Linked DNA regions of Homo sapiens: region 2 is linked to region 1. Evidence: chromatin loops called from intact Hi-C (ENCODE). Cell type or tissue: CD14-positive monocyte. All regions are shown on one strand. Region 1 overlaps SH3TC1 (SH3 domain and tetratricopeptide repeats 1). Region 2 has its middle 15 kb from the start of ABLIM2.

Region 1 (2,500 bases):
ACAGAGTACCTTGTGCCTTCCAAAACTGCTCTGGGTGACACGTGTGTCCTTCTGCCTGGGATGCCCCCTCTCCCTGAACCCCGTGTTCTCCTGGGGCCTTCCATCAGCCCCCGTGGCTCCTCTGGGGGGGGCACTCTTCTGGCCATACGCCTCTTCCTATGTGATTTACACGCCACCCATGACCTGCCTGCTCCCAGCCAGGGAACTCCAAGAGAAGAATTCCCTGGTCACTTCTGTGTTCTCACTGCCCAGTGCGAGCAGCAGCAGGGGGTCTTTGGAGAGGAGTCAGCTGTGCCCATCCTTTGATGGAATTCTGTTTCCCTGGCCTTGTCCTTGTTAAGACCTCAGTCAAGGAGCCCAGAGAATGTGGGTGCATGGAGAGGCCACCTTCTGGGTCATGTGATCCTGGTCCTGGCCCCACCAATGAGATGCTTGTCTTCAGTGGTCCTGTTCAATGTTTAGGGCTGCGACAGACCAACACCTCTCAGACCAGGTCTCAGAGGCCGTTTGTCACCATGCCTCATCAAGCCGTTCACTTGTTCCCCTCATGGAAAGGGTCCGTCTGCTCTGGTACCTCTGGCACCTGTGCATCAGAAGCAGCTGGAAGCTGGCCAGGCCATGCACTGATGGCAGGAGCTAGACCAGCAGTTCCCAAAGCATGTTCTCACACACTGCTCCATCATAGACTTCATCATGCCCTAAGGAGTGGGGAAAAGCTTTGTCCACATCCCTTGTGGGTGATCCCAGGGATTCCCAGCACAAACAAGGCATCTTTTTCCTGTTGAAATGCCTTTTCCACACTTACTTAACCTCCAGAATCCTCCACAACCCTGTTTGCTTTTGGCTGAGCTGGTGTTCCATGGGACACTCTTTGGGGATCCTTGGTCTAGCTGATCCCTACCATCTCCAAGGGAGACCACAAATTCTCAACAGGTCACTGGGGGCCGTGTGAAGTCAACATGTACTGAACTTACAAGGGGTCAGAGAAGAGCCAGGGAATGAGCTAGTTTGTTCCCTTCCTTTAACCCAGAAGGATGACGGGGCTGGGTGCCATTAGTCCTGTTCACAGCTGGAGAAATTCTGACTTCTCTCATTCACTCAACAAATGTTTGCTGAATATCTTTCCTATTCCAGACCCGGGGTTTTCATCTTTTATTTAGTGAACAACCTGGTAGCTCTTCTTTTTTTTTTTCTTTAACTTTATTTTTGACACAATTTCAGACTTAGAAGAAAGTTGCAAAAAGAGTATAACATTCCCACACGCCCTCACCCAGATTGCACAAATGTTAACATGTTATGACATTTGCTTTATTGCTTTCTCTCTTTCACTTCTATTTTTTTCTAAACACTTTGAGAGTAAGTTGCAAACATGATGTTCCTTTACCCCTAAATAATGCAGTATGTGGTTCCTAAAACCAGGACATCTGCTTACATAACTACAGTACAACTGTCGAAATCAGGAAATGAACGCAGATACAATGCCATTATCTACAGATCTTACTCAGATTTTGCCAGGAGCCACAATGATGGCCTTTGTAGACAATGACAATTTCAGACCACGTGTTCTATTCAGACGTCATGTCTTGCCTCCTTAATGTGAAACAGCTTTTCAGTCTTTTTCTGATGTTTTTAAAGAATACAGGCCTGTTATTTTGTAGAATGTGCTGTAAGCTACTCTAAGTTTTTTTAAAATCTGAATAAGATGCATTTCAAAGCTTCATATTATACTGGTAATTTAGTCCTATAAGCAAAAATTGCCTCCTTTCTCCTCCCCTCTCTCCCTCTCTCTCTGTTTCTTCCTGTAGTTCTTCTCCCTGACTTTATGAGAGTGCCCTGAGTGTATGTTGGGCACTCTGGGGAGCACTGAGGTTGTACAGAATCAGTGGGAGTTTACAATGTGGAGAGATTGGATTGGTTCTGTCTGCAGCTGTCACAGGGGACTTCATAAGGGAGGGGACATTTGGAATGGGGCTTTGAAGGCTGCCTAGGAGCTCACTGTCCTAGGACACCATTACTTGTTTGCATCTGTTTCAGCCTTTCCTGCTTCTGGGTATCTGCCCCTGGCCAGACAAGGCACCCCTTGAGGTCAGGATCTGGTTTTTTTTTTTTTTTTTTTTTTTTTTTTTTCAGACAAAGTCTTGCTCTGTCACCCAGGCTGGAGTGCAGTGGTGTGAACTCGGCTCACTGCAACCTCTTCCTCCTCTGTTCAAGTGATTCTCCTGCCTCAGCCTCCCGAACAGCTGGAATTACAGGCTCATGCCACCACGCCTGGCTAATTTTTGTATTTTTGTAGAGATGGGGGTTTCACCATGTTGGCCAGGCTGGTCTTGAACCCTTGACCTCAAGTGATCCGCCCACCTCAGCCTCCCAAAGTGCTGAGATTACAGGTGTGAGCCACCATGCCTGGACTTTTTGTTGTTGTTGTTGTTGTTTTTAAATCTCTGTCTCTACCCCTGGGCAGAGAGTAGTGCTCCGAGACTATCTGTCTGTCAAATCAAGG
Region 2 (2,500 bases), 48 kb before region 1:
GTCTTTGCAGTGGGCATGTTCACACGCAACCCGCAGGCTGGCGGTGACGGTTTCGTGGGGCGATGTGCATGAGCAGGTGCTCATGAAGCCGGCCCCGCCCACACATGCAGATGGCGCGAAGAGGGGCTCCCCCAGCTCTCTGACTCTGACAGCTCAGTTTCCTGGGAGTCCTGCACCTCCCTGCTCCCCTGATGTGTTAACTGTCCTCCAGTGCTGGGAGGCCACGCAGGCAGGCAGCTGAGAACTCCCAGCTCACCCCCAAGCTAAGTATGCTTCAAGGTCTGACCCTAATGAGGGTCCCAAGCAGTGTACCCACGGGGCACTCCTGACCTCGCCACAGAGGAATCAAAGCTGAACAGACACGAGAACCCCAGTGCACACAAACCAGATGGCACAAGGACCAGACGTCTGAGCCGTTTAGCCAGCTCCGCCGCCCGCTGGGAAAGACACTGAATTCACAGAGACCTGTTTTTAGGCCGGGCGCGGTGGTTCACACCTGTAATCCCGGCACTTTGGGAGGCTGAGGTGGGGGGATCACGAGGTCAGGAGATCAAGACCATCCTGGCTAACACGGTGAAACGCAGTCTCTATTAAAAATACAAAAAAATTAGCCAGTCGTGGTGGCGGGCGCCTGTAGTCCCAGCTACTCGGGAGGCTGAGGCAGGAGGATGGCGTGAACCTGGGAGGCAGAGCTTGCAGTGAGCCGAGATCGCACCACTGCACTCCAGCCTGGGTGACAGCAAGACTCTGTCTCAAAAAAAAAAAAAGGCCGGCGCGGTGGCTCAGGCTGGTGGATCACAAGGTCAGGAGATCGAGACCATCCTGGCTAATGTGCTGAAACCCTGTCTCTACTAAAAACACAAAAAAATTAGCCAGGCGTGGTGGCGGGCGCCTGTAGTCCCAGCTACCTGGGAGGCTGCAGCAAGAGAATAGCGTGAACCTGGGAGGTGGAGCTTGCAGTGAGCTGAGAGCATGCCACTGCACTCCAGCCTGGGCAACTGAGCAAGACTCCATCTCAAAAAAAAAAAAAAAAAAAAGACCTGTTTTTAAGAAGTGATGAAATTACCTTTTATTTTTGCAGGGGTGGGTGAGTAAATGAATGGATGCACAGGATAAAACTCAGAATGGTGAGAACCCAAACAAGGTAACTGTTACTGTATATAAAAGTTTAAAAAATAATAGTACTGAAACAACACCACCACTAGATAAGCACCCTCCTATGCTGGGCACACAGCATTCCCTTATGCTACCTAGAAGCCCTCACTGAGCCTGCACCACCATCGCCCTTGCACAGATGAGGAAACCGAGGCTGACTCAGCAGAGGGGAGTTCCCAGGGTCATGGAACCGGAGGTGGCAGTGCCAGGACTGAAGACCAGGCCCGCAGTGCACTGTGAAGTCACACAGTAGGTTGAAGTTGTTCTGCCAGGGTGAGTCTGGATTCTGGAATGTTCGTCCACTACACCAGGGTCAGTGCCTGCCCACTTGTGCCCTTCCTCCTGGGAAATCACTCCCCATAGCTTATTAACCCCCAGGGGGAACTGAAGGTACCTGCTGCTGCCCATGGCCAAGGTGGCCACACCTGCCCCTCGGGGCTGGAGGCCAGGAGCAGAGGCGCCAGCCAGCCTGGCAGAAGGGACTCTGGGGGCAGGGCCAGAGGCGATGAAGAGTGGCCATCACAGCCCAAGGCTTAGCCATGCCCTGCCTCCCCTCTCTCCCGCCTTTCTCAGGGTCTCTGGGGCCCCCTCCTGGCTGTGGCCTCCCCCGGGCTGGGTTTCCTGGTGGCCCTCTGGAGTGCAAGAGACCTGGACTGGGCCGACTGGACCGTCCCACACCCTGACCAACTGTGAGACCCAGGTGTTTCCTGAGCCCTCGCTGCTCCTCCTCCATAAAAGGGAGCTGGCACTGGCCTTGCAGGGCTAGCGAGGGGCAGAATGGCATAGGAGAAGGGACTTCAGGGAGATGTGCAATAAGCATCTTCAGGCCAGGAGCTGGAGGTTTTAGATCGATCGATGGATTGATTTGGTAAAGTCTGGAACTTGGGTGAAAAGGCAGACTAGGCTGCATTCACTCAATGGCTTCTTGCTGCCAATTAAAACTGTAAGTGTGCAGGGTGACTGTCGTTCCTACAGTTACGTGTGTGGCATCTCCAGTAAAGATGAACCTGACTAGGAATCACTTATTTTTCTGGCTAGGCTTATGCCTCGCATGTGTCACAACGTTAACAGAGTTATTTGTATATTTGGCCCACCAGTTAAAGAACCTCCTACAGATGTTACTCCCACTTTCTTGACAACAGGGGTGCTCAGTACTTTACGCCAAGCTGATTTTGAGGCCCATAACATTCTCAGGGAGTCTGGGTATGCTGGGAAAATCAGCCAGATGCCGGTGATTTTGACACCATTACATTTTGATAGGGACCCACTTCAAAAGCAGCCTTCATGCCAGAGATCTGTGGTTATTCGAACCTTTATTACTAGTGACTCCCTGACTGGTATACCT

The links. A loop is a pair of places that touch in the nucleus more often than their neighbours do. Peaks named below come from ENCODE experiments on the same cell type or tissue, not always from the same donor. Only the 100,000 strongest peaks of a DNase experiment are listed, where the experiment ranks them.
Region 2: a loop joins it to region 1, with 2.6 times the contacts of the local background. A loop is called at or near these places in 27 of 110 quality-filtered maps.

The regions. Positions count from the first base shown.
Region 1 is chr4:8,220,265-8,222,764 of GRCh38, forward strand. The region is part of intron 9 of SH3TC1 (SH3 domain and tetratricopeptide repeats 1); the gene reads left to right. Among named protein-coding and RNA genes, the nearest start is that of SH3TC1, 22 kb to the left of the region's middle. In CD14-positive monocyte, no CTCF peak of the experiment used is centred here; DNase peaks (open chromatin) are centred at 1,027 and 1,477; H3K4me3 peaks cover 1,307 bases; H3K27ac peaks cover 2,500 bases.
Region 2 is chr4:8,172,368-8,174,867 of GRCh38, forward strand. It overlaps the pseudogene GMPSP1. Among named protein-coding and RNA genes, the nearest start is that of ABLIM2, 15 kb to the left of the region's middle. RefSeq lists an enhancer at 1,677-2,176. In CD14-positive monocyte, no CTCF peak of the experiment used is centred here; a DNase peak (open chromatin) is centred at 1,324.